Linked DNA regions of Homo sapiens: region 1 is linked to region 2. A link is an interaction called in ENCODE POLR2A ChIA-PET data of the cell type or tissue named here. Cell type or tissue: Panc1. All regions are shown on one strand. Each heading gives the region's core, and the rest is flanking DNA. Links, peaks and the distances in the headings are about the cores only.

Region 1 (13,330 bases), core at 5,194-10,193, 170 kb after region 2:
ATCTTTTTTTTTTTTTTCTTTTTTGAGACGGAGTCTCGCTTTGTCGCCCAGCCTGGAGTGCAATGGCGCGATCCCGGCTCACTGCAACCTCTGCCCACCAGGTTCAAGTGATTCTCCTGCCTCAGCCTCCTCAGTAGCTGGGACTACAGGCATGCGCCACCACGCCTGGCTAATTTTTGTATTTTTAGTAGAGACAGGGTTTCGCCATGTTGGGCAGGCTGATCTCAAACTCCTGACCTCAAGTGATCCGCCCACCTCGGCCTCCCAAAGTGCTGGGATTACACATGAGAGCCACCGCACCTGGCCTATGTTCACTATCTGGGTAACAAGTACACTAGAAGCCCAATCCCACTGTTATGCAATATACCCATGCCTATGTACGTGTACCCCCTGAAAACATGCATATGTACCCCCGAATCTAAAATAAAATAAAAGAGATGCAGAAAAGAATAATTTAAAAAATATTTTGAGAAATGTATAACAAGAGCCATAAAAGTGTTTATATTCCCTTGTCCTAGTAATTCTGCTTGTGGATATTTATCTTAACAAAATCATCAGAAATGTGTAGAATGATTTATGGATAAGCATGTTCACTGAAGCATTCCTTAGACTATAGGAAAATTTGGGAAAAAAACCCCAATATACAAAAATGAGGAAACACTTAAATTAATCGTAGTCCATTCAGATGATGGAATGCAGTGTAGATATGTAAAAATCATATTTTCAGAGATGGCTGTTGATCAATGAAAATGCCCAATCTATAACATTCCATGAAAAAGACAGATATACAGCCATATATTCCATACAATTATAATTTTAAATATGTATGAATGTGTGTGTATATATAATATATGTGAAAAAATTGGAAAGAAATACACTAAAATGTTAACTCATTATCTCTAAGTGGCAGGATTATGAGATTACAGGTGATTGTTTCTGGTTCTTTGTATTTTTTAGTATTTTTTTTTATTTTTTTGAGATGGATTCTCACTCTGTTGCCCAGGCTGGAGTGCAGTGGCATGATCTCAGCTCACTGCAACCTCTGCCTCCCAGGTTCAAGCGATTCTCCTGCCTCAACCTCCCGAGTAGCTGGGACTACAGGTGCGCACCACCGTGCCCAGATAATTTTTGTATTTTTAGTGGAGATGGGGTTTCATCATGTTGGCCAGGATGGTCTTGATCTCTTGACCTCATGATCCACCCTGCTTGGCCTCCCAAACTGTTGGGATTACAGGCGTGAGCCACTGCGCCTGGCCTATATTTTAGTGTTCTAAGATTTTTCTACAATGACTCTGTATTGCTTTTAATGTCAAAAATCTCAATAATTTTGAAGGTTATGGTATTTATATACTTTTTTAAAAAATGACAAATGTTCTCCCTAAATCAGAAATGTGGACACCGTGTTTTGGCTTTAGTGTAGTGAGGTGGAGTATTATGATTAAATACTGTGTTTTCAAGCATTAATGACTCAAAGAGCAGGTACTTACAGAGCACCTATTATTGCCATCAACCAGTGTTATTGAGCACTTACTCAATAAGTGTTGGCCTCTGACTTTACGCCTAAGAGTCAGGAGACCACAAAAAAGCAACAATGTCAGGTCTGCAAGGTGAAGGCAAGAAGCTCATGTTCTAGGTACTTGTGACTGTCCTGTAATGCTAAAGAATGAACCATTACCAAAGATTTGGCAAACTCGCCCAAGCTTACTCCTAAGGAGTCTAACCTTTGCCCAAGTATCTAGGACTCAGGCCCACCTGCTTAGCCTGGTCTCACTGAAGTGTGGAGGCAAAGCATTTGCAGCTTCATCATATTCCATTTTGTCTCATAAGGAAATTGTGTTAGTCCAAGAGGCTTGGTGTGTTACATGGTTGTACAGCTTAGTGCTTTCTTAGCACTCTGTTTAAGTGCTGACAACTTGATATTTTCATCAATGGTTGCTATATTTCTCCAATGTTAGGTTGACAGGCTAATAATTTCAGAAGTCAATTTCTCCCTCTCTCTCTCTTCTCCCAGTTTACATATTTCTATTTTCCAATTCCTTTATCTGCATTTTGTAAATACCTCAAAATAGTGGAAGGCAAGGCCTCTAGGATCACTTGGCCCAATCTCCATATAATTGGATCCTTAGGGCTTGCTATATCTTTAAAGAAATTGAGGTCACCTTTTGTCACCAAGAATTAAGCACCTGTTGTGTGACTGATGGAGATCTGTACACAGAGCACATTGCCCAGGGCAGGGGTGATTTGGTTACAGGCAGCCTCTCGATGTATGATAAAAGTTGGCATCAGGTTGTAAACATTTTGCTCACTGTAGCAGAAAGCTCTCTGTGAACGGAGAGCTGTCTAAACAGGGTGGTTGGCCACAGAACCTGCCCAGGGATGCACCTCCTTTCCACATTAGCCCATGGCCTTTCCAGCCCTGAAATCTGAGTTGCATGTGAGTCACTTAGACAGGCCATCTGTCAATTATTAAGCGACATCAGTGGGCCCAGCAATTCCATTCTGCGTAGTGCAAAGGTCCTCCACACATTCCAGGTCTATACCATCAAAGTGGCTATTTTTCTCAACCTATCCCTGCCCTTTAAGAAAATGGGGGTCATTTATTTCCAGGGATCACTATTTACACCCCATTGGCAGGTAGTGGAGCCCAGTGGTTAATAAACAACCTTGTTTTAAATCCCATCTCTGTTGTTTGCAAGCTGTGTGTCTTTCAGAAACTTTACTTAAATTTCTTGAGCATCAGTTTCCTCACAAGGGTGTGGTCAAGTGATAATCAAGTATTTGTACTTTAACCCTGTACCTGGCTGATAGCAAGCCCTCAGAAAAGAATTAACTTAGAGTTTTTATACATTCCCTCCAGTACAATGTTCCTAACATACAAGGGGCATATGTGTGTATTATGAGTGGGAAGAAGGAAGGAAGGATGCAATTGATAAGGCTTGCATTCAACATTGCTGTAGTCAAACCCTCTTTCCTTAGGAAGATCTGGATGTGCCAACATTTCTTATATATCATATGTGGAGGTGACTTAGGTTTTTCTTTCAGTACTTCATCATTTGAAAGAGCATTTGGTGATAATGAGCAGGTTCTGAAGTCTGTGAACTAAACTAAAAGTAAAAATAAATGGGACGGTGAAATTTTGTTTGTGCCTTAAGGGAACTCCCTTTTACCCTCCCACTATGTTGATGATGTCATGTTTGTTCTAACATATCATCTAACAATTCCCTCCATTCATTTTTTTTCTCCTTATTTCTTTTCCTTTCAAGTAACAGTATCTTCAACAATCGTTCGGCTGTTCAGGAACTTAAAAATCATGAGACGATTCTTAAAGGATAGGAACTAACATTGATCACACAGTGTGTAATCCCACATCTATATACTGGCAAATGATGGCACAAACACCATAAAATCTCAGCTTGCTTTGTAGCCATTCTGGATTGCTGAGTTCTAGGCAAGTAAGAGCTGGTCCTTCAAAGCACCAAAAGAAAGAAAGGAAGGAAGGAAAGAAGGGAGGTGGGCAGAGAGGGAGGGAAGAAGGAAGGAGAGGGAGGGAGGGAGAGAGAGAGAAAGAAAAAGAAAGAAAGAAAGAAAGAAAGAAAAAAGAAAGAAAGAAAGAAAGAAAGAAGAAAAAGAAAGAGAGAAAGAAAGAAAAAGAAAGAAAGAGAAAAAAGAAAGGGGGAGAGAGAAGGAGGGAGGGAGGGAGAAAGGAAGGAAGGAAGGGAAGGAAAGAAAGAAAGAGAAAGAAAGAGAGGGAGAGTGAGGGAGGAAGGAAGGAAGGAAGGGAGGGAGGGAGGAAAAGAAAGAAAGAAAAGAGAAAGAAAGAAAGAAAGAAAGAAAGAAAGAAAGAAAGAAAGAAAGAAAGAAAAAGAAAAAAGGAATGGAGGGAGGAAGGGAATAAAGAAGGAACAAAAGAGAAGATTTTGGCAGAACACTTTCTAAAATGTAACTCAACCGCCCCTGCTTTCTTAAAGAGTGGAGGAACTTTATTTAACTTCTTATTTTTTTCTTTTCTTGGTTGTAACATTATCACAAAAAGAACTGATTTCACTGCTATCGGATAAAAAATAATAGGTTTAGGCCATGGTTGGGGGGAGAGAGAGAGAGAAGTGAGAGAGAAAGACACACACACACACACACACACACAGAGAGAGAGAGAGAGAGAGAGAAAGAGAGAGGGAGAGAAATATTTGCCTGCACACCTGAGAGGTCCCAAATTACTGTGCCTTTTGGAATTCTTGTGCCTGTCTGTTTTTTACATTTTTTTTCTGTTGCTCTCTTCTTTGGGCCATCAGCAGTTACCTCTTGTTAGTGTGCAAGACTATGCAAAGCCTTCTCCCTAATGCTGATTTTCTATTTCTAAATTGCTGTGGGCATAGAGAAACTCACACTGGTTAAGGATATGTGTGCAATAAACATAAATGCTTTTCAAGTCAGGAACTGAGGGCTGGTTCTTCTCTGAGAAAAGCATAAGAAAAGCGTCTCTCAAGTGTTGTTTTATTTTTTAAAAAATTCATTGTTTCTAAGCTATTTTCTAGATATGTGAGGCTAGCAATGGCTCAGTTCTATGTAAATAAAAATATATATTAAGTATTGTCAACCTACCCGCCCCACCCCTGGCAGAGATTGCTTACTCAAATGCTTACATTCGGATGATATATATCTTTCTTGCCCTGAAGTTTTGAAAATTTTAATAGCTCCATGGATTGAAATGACATGAGAGAAAAATATTTCAAGTCTCTTTTAGAATTTTTATGCTCATAAAAATGTTCCCAGTGTATCAAAGGCAAGTTTGATCTCAGAGAAGTCATATCCTCCAAAATCTATCTCAGGTGCTATCTCCCTATTGATGACACTTTCCTCTTTTCCCAATTGGTTTATAAAACTCATTTTCCAAGTGGGCAAAGGACATGAATAGACACATCTCAAAAGAATACATGCAAGTGGCCAACAAACATATGAGAAAATACTCAATATCACTAATCATCAGAGAAATGCAAATTAAAACCACAATGAGATACCATCTCACACCAGTGAGAATGGCTATTAAAAAGTCAATAGGCTGGGGGTGGTGCCTCAAGCCTGTAATCCCAGCACTTTGGGAGGCCGAGGTGGGCGGATCACGAGATCAGGAGTTCAAGACCAGCCTGACCAATATGGTGAAACCCCGTCTCTACTAAAAATACAAAAATTAGCCAGGCCTGGTGGCGTGTGCCTGTAGTCCCAACCACTCGGGAGGCCGAGGCAGAAGAATCACTTGAACCTGGGAGGTGGAGGTTGCAGTGAGCTGAGATCACACCACTGCACTGCAGCCTGGGAGACAGAGCAAGACTACGTCTCAAAAAAAAAAAAAATCAATAAATTACAGCTGCTGGCAAGGATGTGGAGAAAAAGGAATGCTTATACACTGTTATTGGGAATGTAAATTAGTTCATCCCCTATGGAAAACAGTATGGAGATTTCTCAAATAACTAAAAATAGAACTACCATTTGACCCAGCAACCCCACTACTGGGTAACTACCCAAAGGAACAGAAATCGTTATGTCAAAAAGACACCTGCACTCAGATGTTTATAGTTGCACTAGTCACAATAGCAAAGAGGATGGAATCAACCTAAGTGCCCATTCCTGGTGGGCTGGATAAAGAAAATGTGGTACCATGGAATATTATGCAGCCCTAAAAAAGAATAAAATCATGTCCTTTGCAACAATATGGATGCAGCTGGATGCCATTATCCTAAGTGAATTAACATAGAAACAGAAAACCAAATGTCATGTTCTCACTTATAAATGAGAGCTAGACAATAGGCATACGTGGACATAAAGACAGAAACAGTAGACACTGGGGATTCCAGAAGGGGAGACAAAGGGAGTGGGGTAAGGGCTGAAAAACTACCTATTGGGTACTATGTTCACTATTGGGGTGATGGATTCAATAGCAGCCCAAACCCCAGCATTATGCAATATACCCTTCTAACACACCTGCACAAGTATACCCTGAGTCTAAAATTTTTTTAAGTTAATTTTTAAAAAACTCATTTTCCATGACTGGTCATTTCTGTTTAAGATTCTATTGGTCAAAACTGCTATCTAGGCAGTTGCCAGTCCTTCAGGATTTCCAAGCAGAAACCATAATGAGTATTAAAAATCAGTGGGCTGGGAGCTCTAAGTCCCCAAACACATTCACAGTCAACCATGTGATGTTCCCCATTGACAACCCACAAGCAGAGGCAAGCTGCGGGGTGCCGCCCGACCAGAGCAGATTGCAGCCAGGCTGGCCTTCCTGAAAGACACACACACTGGTCCCTGGACCCTGGGACGCCCCCGCTCCCCCGACTGTTTATGTTTGCTGTCACACACTGAACAATCACGCGGTACACTTCACAGTCAGCAAGTTTATCTTGAGTTAAAGTTTGACCAGTAGAAACCAAGTTGTGTTTACCCCCGTCCTACAGCAAGTCATGTGCAAATAGCACCTGTGAACATTTTTCAGCACACATTCTGTACCCTCTCCATGGTTCTCATGGCAATGAATGTTGCGGGGAAAGCCAGTAAGCGTGAAAGCTTTGGCAAATGTTAAAATCCTCTCCGGAAATGGTTCACAATCACTGACATCAGGGTGCATGGGTCATGACCATCTTCGTCGTTAGAGCACATTCCCTCTTCCCCAAAATGCAAACTCAACCCAATAACCCTTCTACTAAACAGACTAGAAACTCTGAATGCTGTGACATATTTTCTCACTGTAATAAGAATACACTTACATGTTTTTTTAATTGTTAGAATTTAAAAGGATTTTATAGACTGGATTTCACAATACTTTCCAACTGTTGTATTTCATATTTATGCATTGGTCACAATGTGTTAAGCACTATTCTAAGTGCTTTCAAATATTATTAATTCATTTATTCCTCCTAACAACTTTGTGAGATAAGTACTATTATTACCCCATTTTACAGATCTGCAAACTGAGGCACAAAGAGATTCAGTAATTTGTCCAAGGTTACATGCATTGCTAGAGAGTGGTAGAGCCAGTGAGTTGAACCCAGGCCCAGACAAAAGCAAGTATATACCCATTTTCCATGCTGCCTTACTACATAAATGTAAGTATTGGTAATACTGTCTCTTTTTTTCCAAATAAATTGAAGAGAAGCTGATTTTTTAAATATTTACTATATTAGTTTGCTAGGGCTACTATAACAGAGTACCCTAGACTCAGTGGCTTAAACAATAGAAACTTATTTTCTCACAATTCTGGCGGCTAGATGTCTGAGATCAAGGTGCCATCAGGCTTGGTTTCTCTTGAGGCCTTTCTCTTTGCCTTATAGATAGCCACCTTCACCAGTTCACCTTACACGGATTTCACCCTGAGTGCATCTGTATCCTAATTTCCTCTCCTTAAAAAACACCAGTCGTATAGGATTAGGGCTCACAGCAATGACCTCATTTGAACTTAATTACCTCTTTAAGACCCCGTCTCCAAATAGAGTCCCATTCTGAGGTTAGTGGGGTTAGGGGTTCAACATATGAATTTTGGGGGACACAATTCACTATAACATCTACTACATGGTCATAATGTGCTAGCTACTATATGAAATGTCAAAATGTTGAGCTCCAAGTTCTTTAAGAAGGCACAGTATTCATAGTGGACATTTATTTGAATGACAAAGTTGACACGGCTCTTGTTTCTTTCTAGAAGGTTGACTTGACCATGCTCTCCAATTTGAAGTGGGTACTATGACCGAGGCATAGTGCTTGCCATTGTTTTACCTTGACTTCCTCACTTCGTACACCAAGGGTGAGAAACTGTTCATCTCTCTCTATCGTCTGTGTTTCATCTCTCTCTCTCTTTATCATCTGTCTTTCATCCATGTAGCTATTTATGTATCTACTGATCTGTCTGACTATCTATATGTCAATCAGTCATCTCAATGGACCACAAATTAAGGAATGAAGTAGTCATCTTGCTATTATGTGTGTCTTGGGCATGTCTTTAAAAAGACTCCATTTTAGCTTTCTCATTATAAAATGTGTCTCTTAAGCCAACTGTAGAAAGTAAGACTTAGTATAAAGGGAAGGAGCTTTATGGCAGGAAATCTAAGGTAAGCCATCTTTTATGACTAGAAGTAAATCCCTGGGTACAGGGAAAAATCAGAGATGTGGAAATAATAGGCGCGTGTATATGTAAGTATGAGATATTCATCTCACAGCGCCTGTCATGTAGGAGGTGATTTAAAATTATTAAAGGAAGGAAAACAGTATCCTGTCCCAGTTTTTTCCAACAAATGTCATAAACAGATACCTGCAATGATTTAGGTCCCTACAATATAATTTTACTTCTCATATAAAAGCAAATATTATCCTGCCTCTCCTACTTCTAATTCCCCAAGGAGAGCATGTCCTTCTTAACTGTGTTCATCACTTCTGCAATTACTGTGAATGTGGAAGTGCTATTTAAATAAATTTTAGAGCATTATACGAGTGTTACCATGAATGTTTGCCACTCCTTTCCCTTCTTTTGGTTTTGAATCCCAGGAAACTAAAAACAAAATTGGACACTAGTGAAATGAAGTTGCCAGGATAATGCTGAGTAAACTATGGCAATCCTTTGTTAACCCTAGTGTTGTAATAATGAGGTTCAGCATTTGTTTTTTAAAATTTCAAAATCTGTGATCTTTTAGCAGATGTTGGGCTCAGTTCAATATCCTTCACAGTGATGACTTTCCTTTCCTGTAGGTTATGCATGCCAGGATTGAGGAACTGCCTGTGTTCTACCCTTCAATGAATGGATAGAAATGTAGATCCAGAAAAAAAAATGTGCCCTTAAGTTCCTCAATATTTTGGGAAGTTGCCAAGTGGTTACTGTAGTAGATTACGGCATTGTTTGCAATTATTTGTCCTTTCTCCTTTAAAAGGGTTATATATCCCTGCCTTAGACCCCTTATAAGTAAGTGTACTTCCCTGTCCCTATCAGGCTTGCTCATGTGATTTTCATTGGCCAATGACGTATGAGTAGACAAGGTATATGCCACTTAGGAGCAGAAGCTTTAAATGTGATCATGTGGTTCCACTTGGTCTCTTGCTCTTCTGCCCTGTTCCAAGAGAAAAGCATTTTCCAGATAGGAGCTGCTCCTTCAGCTGCATCCTGGGATGAGAAAACACATGGGACAGAGCCATAGCAGACTCATAGCCTACGTGTATCATGAGCAAGAAATACATTGATGACGTAACAACTGAGATTTTGGGGGATTGTTTGTTATGCAGTGAAGCTGACTAATACAGTTACACAAGATTTTGCTGAGATTTGCACAAATAAAACAAGGGAGGATGTGAGTGCAAGAAGATGTTATACTTCACAGTAAGGGCTAGTTTCTAAACATGAAAGAACACATAGCTTATGTAACATGACATTTGTTGGAGAATATGCCCTAGAAAATCATGATATCACAGATATATACTAAATATCTGAAGGAGATTACGGAGAAAACATTTCCAGCGGAGGAGTTCTTTAATATAGACAGAGCTTGTTTCAGAATTGGTATCTTCCTGAATATTTGGTTTGTGTATATATTTTTACATATATATGTGTAATTACTCAAACATAGTATCATTTTAAATTTTTATTCTCTAAACCCCATTTTTAATGAGTTCTTGATCTTGCCAACTAAGGTTCTGTTAATATTTTTCAGAAGTGTACGATAGGTTACAGATTATAGCTCTGCACGCCAGTAGGTTTAGAAATAAGTGTTTATTGAATGTAAATACTACAAGGAGAAAACTGGAGCACCATGATAAAACTTGAGCTTAGAATAGTACCTGGTATAGAGTAGATGCTAAAAAATACTTATTGATTGACTGAGTAAATTACAATACTGTAGAGTTTAGGTAAGATAAGGGGTAACTTTGTCCTGAGGTTTGTTTGCTGTTTATTTAATTATGAATTCTCTCCCTTCTCATTCCATAAAGACTCTGGGTCAACTCATTCTGGAGGATGTGCCTCATACAAGTCATTTCTTTTTCTTTGTTTTCCTACACAGAAAGTGGGAATCGTAAGAGTGAGAAGAAAATGTTTAAAATGTTTGGAGAACTTTTGCGCTTTATAACTGTACTCCCTTGCCCCTTTTCCCTGCTTGTTGAGTATTTGTGGCTTATTGCTGTTGTCTCTGTGATTGATTCAGAGTCCACTCTGATGACTCCTGTTCTGCTCTCTACCTTATGCTGTGCTGGGCATGCCTATGAGCGGAAGACCCCAATTCATGGTCTCGAAAGCTGTGTTGGAGGACAATGAATGGGGAGAATGCAGTCTTGGAAATTTGGAAATAGGTGGGATCCAAAGAGCACCCCAATATAGCATTTGCTTATTGTTCATAAAATAGTTGTTGAATGCATGAATATATACTTTTTGAGACTGTAGAGATGCTTGTAGGAAGAGCAGCTGAACACCTGGCGAGGATAGCGATTATTTGCATGTGTCCAGCTGTGTGCCTGTGCCAGGGCTAAGTCTCCTAGGAAACCAGAGTAGCACCACATTGTGAACCTGATGTCATGACGGTGGCAAGCAGTTTAGTTTCCTGCCTCCACCAGAGTGAGGGCATACTTGGTGTTAGTAAATTTCATAAATGTAACATTTTAGGTATTAAATAGATTTTAATTAAATAAATTATATATTTCTGAAATTAAATAATTAACAATAATAAACCTCCTCATTTACCCTCAAATATTGAGGTAGTAAGAGAAGAGTAATCATTTAGGTTTATGCCTTTCTGGGTATCAGTATTTAAGAGCACCCAGGAATAGCTGAAGTTGTCTTTTCTCTGTCTGAACCCCCTCCAGTAACTTGCATGCCCTGTAAAGGCAGAAATTACACATGCCTGGTTCACTGCTGGGTCCTCAGTTACTACCTGGGTTCCTTCTTGTTACAGGCACTAATACAGACTTGATGACTGCTTGATGAGCTGTACTGAGAGGGCCCAAAGCCATGACAGGCCCAGCCCACATCACTGCTTGGCAGGAGCCGCTCCTAAGTCAGTGTTGCCCTGGGGAATCTGAGAAAACACCTAGGTGGATAAATTAGTACATTTCTGGCCAAAGGGCCTCTCTGAAATCTCACACAAATTAGTTGCAGAAAAAGAGCACTTAAGGTGACTCATGCCTGTAATCCCAACACCTTGGGAGGCCGAGCCAGGTGGATCTCTTGAGGTCAGGAGTTCAAGACCAGCCTGGCCAACATGGCAAAACCCTGTCTCTACTAAAAATACAAAAATTAGCCAGGCGTGGTGGTGTGCGCCTATAGTCCCAGCTACTCGGGAGGCTGAGACAGGAGAATCACTTGAGCCCAGGAGGTGGAGGTTGTGGTGAGCAGAGATCACACCACTGCACTCTAGCCTGGGTGACAGAGCAAGACTCTGTCTCAAAAAAAAAAGAGAACATTTGGTATTTAATGTTAAACATGGACGGATATCTATAATATTAATAAGACCTTCTATTTGTTGAGCAATACTATGTTTTAAACACTGACATTAATTCATTTAATGCTCACAGCCACTCTATGAGGTCTTGTGGTAGGCTGTCTCTGCGATGACCCCTGTTGATCCTCACCTCCTAGCATTCACTTCCTTGTATAATCTCTTCTCCTTGAGTGTGGACTGGATTCATATACTTGTCTTGAATGAGTAGAGTATGTCAAAATAATAGGATGTCCCCTTCAAGATCAGATTGTAAAAAGTCTGTGGCTTCTGTCTTTGGTGCTCCAGCTGCCATGCCATGAGCCACCCTGTAGAGAGGTCTATATGACAAAGCACTGAGGGAGACCCCCAGCCAACAGCCAGGGAGAAAGTGGAACCCTCAGTCCAACCGACTCCATTGGATGCAATCCTGTTGGCAACCACGTGCATGGACTTGGAAGAAGATCCTGCCCCAGTCACACCTTCAGATGGGACTGTAGCCTCAGACAGTAGTTGGACTGCAACCTCATGAGATACTTTGAGCCACAAGCTCCTGGCTGAGTCGTGCTTGGCTTCATAACCCACAGAAGTTGTGGCTAATACATGTTTACTGGTTCAAGCTGCTAAGTTTTGGGATAATTTATCATACAGCAATAGATAACAAATATAGGTAGGTACAGGTATTATTTGCATTTTACAGAAGAGGAAACTGAGGTTTAGAGAGGATGGAAATGATGGAGCCAGGATGTGGACCTTCAAATATGACTCCAAGGACTGCACAATTGATAACAAGAATCAGTTTTGGATAATGTTAAGCATATTACTGTTGTTCAGTCCAGGTTGGTACTGTGCAGAAACTACGTGCTTCCAGACTCTAGAAAAGCTAATATGAGCAGAAAAAAGGATGGTTTCCTCCCAAGCCAGGTAAAGATTTTAAAAGATACACAAGAAAAAAATTATAGATCATACAGGCAACGACAGAGCATTAACATTCCATTTCTAACAAAGATGATCTTAGTATTAGTCAGAGTTCTCCAGAGAGACAAGACCAATAGGAGATAGATGGATGGATAGATGGATGGATGGATAGATGATAGATAGATAGATAGATAGATGATAGATAGATAGATAGATAGATAGATAAAGAGAGGATTATTAGGGGAATTGGCTCATATGATTATGGAGGCAGAGAAGTCCCATGACAAGCCGCCCACAAACTGCATGCCTGCAGTATGGCTCAGTCCAAAAGCCTCAGAACCAGAGAAGCCAATGGTGCAACTCTGAGTCTGAGGCCAAAGGCCTGAGAACCCAGGGTGTCCTGGAGTCTAAAGGCTGAAAAGCCTGGAGTTCTGATATCCAAGGGCAACAGAAACAGGGTGTCCCAGGTCCAGGAGAAAGAAAGAAAGATTTCTCCTTTCCTCTGCCTTGTTGTTCTATGTGGGCCCCCAGCTGATTGGATGGTGCCCGCCTACATTGAGGGCAGATCTTTCCCACTCGGTCCACTGACTCACATGCCAGTCTCCTCTGGAAACACCCTCACAGACACACCCAGATTTGAGGCTTTACCAGCTCTCTAGGTATTCCTTAATCCAGTTAAGACCTAAAATTAACTATCACAGCTTCCCTGCCTTCCAGTCCACCACTCAAAAATAACCATTCTCAGCAGTTCCTTCTGTTCTCTATTGCCTCAAAATTATGCAAAACACAGCAAATGTGGATGTACATTTGCATATATAAAAATATTGTGTGTGTGTATGTGTGTGTGTGTGTGTACGCATATACATGTACAGCTGACTCTAGAGCAACATGAGGGTTAGGGGCACCGATCCCCCAACACAGTTGAAAATCTGCATATAACTCTTGACTCCCCTAAAACATAACTACCAAAAGCC
Region 2 (9,455 bases), core at 4,456-9,455:
ATAATGTCTCTTTACCTGCTATACAGAGAGCTCTCTGAAAGCGCATCCATTAATGGTCCAATAATAAACTAAAAAAAAAAAAAAAAAAAGACACGTAATTGAAACTTAGTTGTAAATACAATTTTGAAGTCAGTTTCCCTGATTGAACATCCTACACAGGCTTACAGAAGACCTGCTATAAGCAAAGCTGATCTCTTACGCTGCAGGCTAAATTTAGTGCTGGTCCTGGAGGGGAAGCTTAATTCTACCAGAAAAACAAAGTAAGTACAGAATTTTCCCACCTGATTAAAATTTATGCCATACTAAAAAGAGAGTTCATGTGTTGGGTCAAGAAAGAAGGAAGGAAGCCAAAGAAGAAACATATGCTAGAAAATAAAGGTAATGACAGGAAAACCAAAAAGATACTCAAGAGAAAATTTAAGCCCCTATGCCTAGAGGATAAAGAGGAAAAAAATTATACTCAAAAATTACTATTAGATACTGGTCAGAAAAGCAAGCTTACATGAAGTGCAGAAATAATAGAATGTAGAAACATGATGCATATCAATATACCACAGCATATATTAAAATAATTAGAAAAAACTGACTTAGGCTGGTGCAGTGGCTCCCACCTATAATCCCAGCACTTTGGGAGGCTGAGGTGGGCAGATCCCTTGAGGCCAGGATTTTGAGACCAGCCTGGCCAACATGGCAAAACCCTGTCTCTACTAAAATTACAAAACTGAGCCAGGCATGGTGGCGTGCACCTGTAGTCCCAGCTACTTGGGAGGCTGAGGCATAAGAATCCCTTAAATCTGGGAGGCAGAGGTTGCAGTGAGCTGAGATCACGATACTGCACTCCAGCCTCGGCAACAGAGTGAGACTCTGTCTCAAAAACAAAAAAATTATATCACTATCTGAGAAATATATTCAATCATTCTTTTAAAAAAGAAGAAGAAGAAGCCAGGCACAGTGGTTCACACCTGTAATCCCAGCACTTTGGGAGGCCAAGGCAGGTGGATCACTTGAGGCCAGGAGTTCGAGACCAGCCCAGCCAAGATGGTGGAACCCCATCTCCACTAAAAATACAAAAATTAGCCAGGTGTGGTGGCACCCACCTGTAATCCCAGCTACTCAGGAGGCTGAGGCAGGGGGATCACTTGAACCTGGGAAGCGGAGGTTGCACTGAGCCGAGATCATGCCACTGCACTCCAGCCTGGGTGACAGGCATGAGACACCATCTCGAAAAAAAAACAGCTATTGAAAGAAAAAGAAGAAAAAAATTGACTTAGGTCACCTCTAAATGAGAGGTAGATTACTCTACCTAAGGAAGTCATCATGGGACTCACATGACACCATAATATAAAACTTAAAATCACAGCTATAACTCCCACTGTCTCTGCCTCACGTAGTTCCTGACAAATGGAAGTACAGATTCTAATAAATATTGCTTAGAAGGCAATCCCTATTTCATATAGTAGACAACAGCAATTCATTGAGTCAGAATTGAGGCAGTAGCATCACTAAACAAATAACAGTCATCAGTGGCTCAGAACGGTGACAACAGCATCACCTGATAGCTTCTATACCAGTTTTCATATAGTGAAAACTTGACTTATGCTTACGATTCTTGACTTAACGCTGTTCTGAATATCGATAATATACAACTACTTTTTCACAATGGTAATAATACAGGCAGTTCTACCGTTGGGCTTGTTGAGAAACAACATAAGCTTTTTCCAAATAGGAAAGCTGGGTTTAGAGAAATATGATTTGTTGGATGCAAATCTCCAAAATGTTACTTGCTGATACAGAATCCTAGTGTATTTTTACCTCTCGCCTTTCAACAATGGGAGCAAGGAAGGGGACAGGGTGTCATTACCTCAGAAAATTCTGGTGAAAATGGAAGAATCTTTGTTTCATACAGCTCCAAAAAATGGATAACACCTTCTTTGGACAGGATTTTGTTTTCACTTTCAAACATTCTTTTATAAATACACATATGCCAGGATGGGTGAAAGAGCCAACATCCTGTGGAAACAAACATCAAATGTTGACATCTGATTCTGTCTTCATTTCACCATCAAGACTACATACTCATAAATAATGTACAAACACACACAATAACTTCATTATAACACTACAAGAAGTTTTTGTTACTGTTTTTTGAGAGACAGGTTCTCACTGTGTCACCCAGACTGCAGTGCAATTGCAAAATTCTAGCTCACTGCAGCCTCAAACTCCAGGGCTCAAGCGATCCTCCTGCCTCAGCTTCCTGAGTAGTTTCCTAGCAGGACTACAGGTATGCAAACCACGCCTAGACAATTTTTAAAATATTTTTTAGAAACATGGTCTCAGAATGTTGCCTAGGTTGGTCTCAAACTCCTGAGTTCAAGTGATCCTCCATCCTCGGCCTGCCAAAGCACTGGGATTACAGGTATGAGCCACCGCACCCAGACTGTTTTTAGTCACATCTGAGTATGTCAACCAAAAAAATTTTGGTATTCAGTATTCCGTATTCAGGCAGCTTAATTTTGAAAGACTGTAAATGGGCCAGGCATGGTGGCTCATGCCTGTAATCCAAGCACTTTGGGAGGCCGAGGCAGATGGATCACATGAGGCCAGGAGTTTGAGACCAGCCTGGCCAACATGGCAAAACTCCATCTCTACTAAAAAACACAGAAATCAGCCAGGCATGGTGGTGTATGCCTGTAATCCCAGCTACTGGTGGGGGAGGGACTGAGACACGAGAATCGCTTGAACCCTTGAACTTGGGAGGCGGAGGTTAGAGTGAGCCCAGGCCCCGCCACTGCACTCCAGCTTGGGCAACAGAGTGAGACTCTGTCTTGAAAAAATAAGAAAGACTGTAAACGAATGCTGTAACTGCTACAGTGTACAAAAATTAAATATTACCCCATGCATGCAGGTTGGAACTTCAGATTTGGAATAGTTTCAACCAATTCTTCTCTTATCCCACTTCAATCCATTTTTCACACAGAAATATGAAATTGTCACGCCTCTGCTTAAAATCCTTCAACATCTCCTCATTGTTCTTAGAATAAAGTCCAAACAAGGCATGAACTGACCTTGACTGCCACTCCAACCTCATCCCCCACTCCACACACCAACTCTGCTGCAGCCCTGCTGGTCCTTCTGTTCTGCCTCCTACAGCTGCTCCCATCTCAGGGCTTGTGTCCCAGGTGGTGCCTTCTCAGCCTGGACTCTTAGCTTAGATGTCATCATAAGACAGGCCTTCCCTGACTACCCCACTCACCCTTGAGTCCATTTCATCAGCCCCTTGTCTGTTCCCCTCATATATCTTACAATCAAAACTATTTTTTCATGGAAAACACAAAAGTCAGGTGAAAAATACCACATCTCTCTCACCATTTTACCCCCAATAATTACTAGGTTGGTGCGAAAGTCGTTGCGGTTTTTGCCTTTTTTTTTTTTTTTTTAAAAAAAAAAAAAAGGCAAAAACCGCAACGACTTTCGCACCAACCTAATAGCATGTACTGGACACTAAGTAAATATTTATTCAGTAAATATATAAATGAGTGAGCAAATCAAAACCATGGAATAAATAAATATCTTAGAGATATTTTTCTAACTCTTTTGAAATATCTTTTACTTCTATTAGAGAAAAATACTCAGCATTTTTAACTCATGACATTCTATAAATAAATTAATCCATTATTTGTAATTTACACCAAGATGCTTGTTCAACTCTTTGGCAATGGTAATTTTTCAAAATCAGTCACTGCTATTTGATTTGGTTTCTCAAGAGCTGTGGGCAAAATGTGGTAATAAGAGCATCATTTTAATGGTAAATGAATAAGTGAAGTCACAACAAGATTCAATTAAATTCTAGCCCCAGGTGCAACTACAGATGCTTATGGTCTGTGAAAAATCCCAGTGTATCAGAAAACAACTACAGCAATCAGCTGAATAAAGCTCAATTCCTAAGGGGTCAAACTATTAAACTGTAATTATCTAGAGTAGGCACTAAAAACCATTTACCTAGGTTAATTCTCATGTGTAAACACAATAATGTGGCATTTTATCATTCATATGAACACAGGCCAAAACACTATTGGGCTGCATTTAGCTATTTCATTAAACTTAATTTTATAAAATACATTTAGGAAGCTCCAGCTTCATTGTGTATCTCCTAAAAAGCTCTCATAATATAGTGATCAAGGGCTTATAAACACATTTGAAATTATATCCCGGAATTTTCTCTTCCTAAGAAGTACAAGATACAGAACAATAACTGAAAACTTAAGAAACACTGGAAAAGATATACTAAGAGAATAAGAATGGAAACCAGTTAAAAAGATATATTCATACCAAAGAGTGATTATTGGCCAGGCACGGTGGCTCACACCTGTAATCCCAGCACTTTGGGAGGCTGAGGCAGGTGGATCACCTGAGGTTAGGAGTTTGAGACCAGCCTGGCCAACGTGGCAAAACCCCGTCTCTACTAAAAATACAAAAATTAGCCAGGTGTGGTGGCGCATGCCTGTAATCTCAGCTGCTTGGGAGGCCGAGGCAAAAAAATTGCCTGAACCCGGGAAGCAGAGGTTGCAGTGAGCCGAGATCATCCCACTGCACTCCAGCCTGGGCAACAGATTGCAAGACTCCACATCTCAAAAACAAAAAAAAAGAGCAATTATTAAAACCACAGACTATGTCATCATTGAAACCCTATCGACGAGTCCTTATCTTTTAAAGAAATGTGCTGAAATATTCACAGATAAAATGATAGGATATCTAGGGATGTGCTTCAAAACCATTTAGCAAGAAGGGAACAGGGAAGGCTACATAGGATACACTAAGCAAGGCTGGCCGTGAGACGATCGTTATTAAAGAGGGTGGTAGGTGCGTCACACACACTCTTCTCATTCTATAAATGTTTGAAATTCTCCATCATCAACGGTTTAAAAAATTAACCTTATCTCTTAATTGTAGAAAATTCTGTGGCTATTTTAAATTGTGTTCTTTTTTTTTTTTTTGAGACGGAGTCTTGCTCTGTCACCAGCCTGGAGTGCAGCAGTGTGATCTTGGCTCACTGCAACCTCCGCCTCCTGGATTCGAGTGATTCTCTTGCCTCAGCCTCTCGAGTAGCTGGGACTACAGGCACACACCACCATGCCTGGCTAATTTTTGTATTTTTAGTAGAGACGGAGTTTCACTATGTTGGCCAGGCTGGTCTTGAACTCCTGACCTCAGGTGATCCGCCCACCTCTGCCTCCCAAAGTGCTGGGATTACAGGCATAAGCCACCACGCCTGGCCCAAAATTGTGCTCTTAAAGACGATTTAAGGATATGAGTAGATGCATATAGTTATTATGCTAAGTGAGATAAACATGAACAACATGATCCAGAAGGTGTGTATCTGGAATGGTAACAACTGTTATCTCTTGGTGGCAGCATTACAAGATGATTATATTTTCTTCTGTACACTTTTATAGTTTTTCAAAATTCTCTACAATGAACAGGAATTAGTTACAAAATCAGGGGAAAACCATAAATGTTATTAAAAAATAAAATAAAAGTAATCGTTACCATTTTCCTCTGACACCGCATATTCAAACAGATTGTTTAGCTTTGGTAAAACTGGCTTTATAACATGTATCTAAAAATAAGAGCAAAAAAATCATATGAAATGAAAATGCATCTTGAAAAATGTCAGGCAATTTTCATCTCTTTATTTCACAGTAGCTCTTCTGTTTCTACAAAACATATGTAGAAAGAGCCTGATTTATCCAGTTTTTCAAACAATAGTATGATTCAGGTATGTAAGACTGAGTATGGCAAAGCTAATGAATATAACCACATTACAGCTACATTAAAGTCTACCATTTATACAGTGATTATCATAAATCATGTCATAGAATCCTCAACTGTCCTGGCAGGCAGGTAGGACTGCCAATACTAAGATATTACAAAGAGAAAAAAGACACTGAAATGTTTTCTCTAGTCACTCAAGTTGTTCATGGCTGCACACGCTTAGAACGGCCAGTTCGGAGTTCCATGTTCTTAATACCACATAGCCAAAGTTGCTGACACGTTTGCTTGAGATTAATTTACATATCCTTCAAAATATGGATAAATTTGGGTTTCTAAATAAATAATGGGGGTTTTATGGATCTACTGATTAAAGAAAACCATAAAAGTTAATTTGAATTTAGAAATGCTTTTTCTTTACTCCTCATCCTTGCATCTATATATATTTAGCACATATAAGTAATTATTTAAGTCCACAAACAAGGTTTGGTGCACATTTGGATTGACACCTCACAATGACTCCACAGATGGCTGGCACCTCTGTGGTCCCCAACTTGCAGAATGGAAACCATGGTTCTCAAAGTGTAGTTCCCAGAACAGCAGCATACATATCACCTGGGAACTTGTAAAAAACTCAAAAGTCCTGGACGGGTGCGGTGGCTCACGCCTGTAATCCCAGCACTTTGGGAGGCCAAGGCGGGTGGATTACTTGAGGTCAGGAGTGCAAGACCAGCCTGGCCAACATGGTGGAACCCCATCTCTACTAAAAATACAAAAATTAGCCAGTGTCGTGGCTGTAGTCCCAGCTACTTGGGAGGCTGAGGCAGGAGAATCACTTGAACCCAGGAGGCGGATGTTGCAGTGAGCTGAGATCGTGCCACTGAACCCCAGCCTGGGCGAGAGAGCAAGACTCTGTCTCCAAAAAAAAAAAAAAAAAAAAAAAAAAAACTCAAAAGTCCCAGGCCCCACCCCGACCTACTGAACCAGAAAGTCTGAGGACAGGGCATGGCAATTTATACTTTATAATAAGCCATTTGGGTGATACTGATACTGATAAACGTTAAAGTTTTAGAATGGCAAGGGAAGATCAAATTTTTGAATAATTTGTCAACTGAAAGTATTCTTTAACTTCCTGAAACAACTTACACTCTAAGTTGCATTTATGCCAGACAACAAAGTATACTTGGATTCTATCATCACCAGCTATATCTGAGTTAGTCTCTTTGTATCGCTTTTAATGAATGTTTTTAAAAAAGAAAAATTGTTATCTACTGTAGGATTTGCTAAAATAGAAAAACACTTACCTGATTTCCTTCTAAAGTCTCCATAATTAAAATATAATTTTCCCAAAACTTTAGAAGCTCATCTTTTTTCCTCTCAGACCACCAAAACAGACTTGGGCCTGATATGGTTTAAAAAAGAAAATTAGTTCTTCCTTTTGCAAATTTCATAAGTTTCTCAATGACAGCAGTTCTTAAAATAATGCCACTATTACCAAATGGATTCTCTAATAATGGAGGTGCCCCTGTATCAGAGCCTGGATAGGGGGCTTGGGAATCTCAGAGGGAGATTTTTTTTTGCACTAAGATTACTGTTTTGGAGTTCTGGGTAAAAATGGCAGATTTGCACATATAAACTCTACTTTCTCTCCCTAAGAATCTCACTATAACAGTAAAGGATTTTTCAAGGGCAAAACCCCAAAAGAATGGAGAACACTGGGGGCAGACAACAGCAATAAAATACAGAATCTGAAAATCAGATGAAAACCAAGTTGACTCAAGTCATGAGAATTTTAAGTTGACAAAGGGAAAGCCAGGAAACAATTTGATTTATGCTGCAAAATCCCCCGGAACCAAAGGAAGTGGCTGCAAAAGTTACTCTGGTAAGTGGAGTGAAAAGTGAGGCTAAACCAAAGAGGATGTGTTCAGTGTTTAAGAAACAGTCACATCCCCAGGCCACTTTCCTATGTCCTGAACAGGAAAAGACTAGAACTGCTTTTCTGGAGAAGGTAAAATAGTGCGTCTCTGAATTGGGAGGCACAGGACACAGCAGACATTAGTCCTACTGACAAAGGGGATTCAGCGAACATGTGTGCACCCTGGGTGCTGCGACTCCTCTCTACCTGCCCCCTCAGGTCCTAGAATGCTGGCCAGGCCCTCACTATGCATCAGACAACTGGAAGATGTTCTCTGCAGAATCTGGCCAGCCCAGGAGGAAAGATCTGAAAATATATCAGAGATTCCTTAATGAAATGGCTTGGCCAAATCACCTTATGGTGAAGTTCAGTCAACAGCACCACTCATGGGCTTAGAGCTTTAAACCCAATTTTGATTTCTTATCCTTAAACATAAATAGGGATCTAAGAATCATCAGACAGTTGGGGAAACCTCTACACTAAAGATCAAGACCAAAACAAATGGAGTGGGAGGAGGAAATTGGAGAAAACAAAATTACACAGGTAGAAGAAAACTTTTAAAAGAGTTTTCAGCAATATCTTAAGAAGATAGTAGTATTATAAGAACAGGATATTATTAAAAAGGGGACATTCTGACCAGGCTTGGTGGCTCATGCCTGTAATCCCAACACTTTGGGAGGCTGAGGCAGGAGGATTGCTTGAGGCCAGGAGCTTGAGACCAGCCTGGTACAACATAGCAAGACCCTGTCTCTACAAGGAAATTTAAAAAATTATCAGGGCATGGTGGTGCACACCTATCGTCCCAGCTTCTCTGGAGGCTGAGATGAGAGGATCACTTGAGCCCAGTATTTTGAAGTTATAGTGAGCTATAATCACGCCACTGCACCCTAGCCTGGGCAAGAGCGAGGATTTGTCTCTAAAACACACACACACACACACACACACACACACACACACACACACAAAGGGGACATTTAAAAAAAAAAACTCAATCCAAAATCATAGAAAATCCTTAGGAGAGAAAAGATGCTTTCAAGAAAGTCCAGGAAGTTCAATATCTAAAAAAAGAACAGAAAACAGAAAGGGACGAAATAATCCACAGAATATTCTAGAAAATTTCCCAGAACTGAAGAACATGATTTCCAGATTGCACAGGAGGTCCAGCAAGTGCCCAGCACAAGGATGAAAATAGACTCCTATCAAAACTGTGAAATTTCAGAATGCTAGAGCCACTGATCCTACACACTTCCATAGAGAGAAACAGTTCCTGTATAAATAAACAGGATTCAGAATGGTTTCAGATTTCTCAACAGCAATACTGGAAGCTCTAGCTTCTGGGACAATAGATAGATACCTTTAAAATTTTGAATGGAAATATCTTCCAGGCTCGAATTCTACCCTCAGTCAAACCATCAATGAAATATGAGGACAAAATAAAGGCATTTAGATATGTATCGTTTCAGTTGCTCATTAGGACATAGAAAACCATAGGAGATCGTTATTGTCATACAAAGAGGAAAGGCTGAAAAATCTACAAAATCCTAAACTGTTGTGCGGTGGGTGGGGGGAGCATCAGAACTGAGGTCACAATGCAACCTGAATTCTAAAAGGAAGGAAGGCGCTCCAAGAATGGAAAGGCCACTTATCTGTTCTACTTCTGGCACAGGAGCAAGACATGGTCACCCAAAAAGCAGTTTTAAAAATGGCATTTTGACAAGTTTTTAAAGACCAAGGTGGGCTAGCCTCACAGCTTGCTGAGGGAGTCCACATC

What was found. Peaks named below come from ENCODE experiments on the same cell type or tissue, not always from the same donor. Only the 100,000 strongest peaks of a DNase experiment are listed, where the experiment ranks them.
Region 1: POLR2A ChIA-PET joins it to region 2 with 9 read pairs; 3 of 35 experiments call an interaction of 5 or more read pairs at or near these places.

What each region holds. Positions count from the first base shown.
Region 1 is chr1:234,636,955-234,650,284 of GRCh38, forward strand. LOC101927787 (a long non-coding RNA gene) reads left to right here and starts at 9,335. Exons shown (of 4, transcript NR_125944.1): 1 at 9,335-9,551. It overlaps LOC105373207 (a long non-coding RNA gene), which reads left to right and starts at 10,106. Exons shown (of 3, transcript XR_949286.3): 1 at 10,106-10,317; 2 at 10,917-11,018; 3 at 11,748-12,502. RefSeq lists a silencer at 6,169-6,463 and an enhancer at 6,169-6,463. In Panc1, for the core only: no CTCF peak of the experiment used is centred there; no DNase peak of the experiment used is centred there; H3K27ac peaks cover 3,591 bases.
Region 2 is chr1:234,465,641-234,475,095 of GRCh38, forward strand. It overlaps TARBP1 (tRNA guanosine 2 -O-methyltransferase TARBP1), which reads right to left. Exons shown (of 30, transcript NM_005646.4): 2 at 7,074-7,171; 3 at 5,548-5,617; 4 at 1,862-2,010; 5 at 16-68. Among named protein-coding and RNA genes, the nearest start is that of TARBP1, 8.8 kb to the right of the region's middle. In Panc1, for the core only: no CTCF peak of the experiment used is centred there; no DNase peak of the experiment used is centred there; H3K4me3 peaks cover 137 bases; H3K27ac peaks cover 874 bases.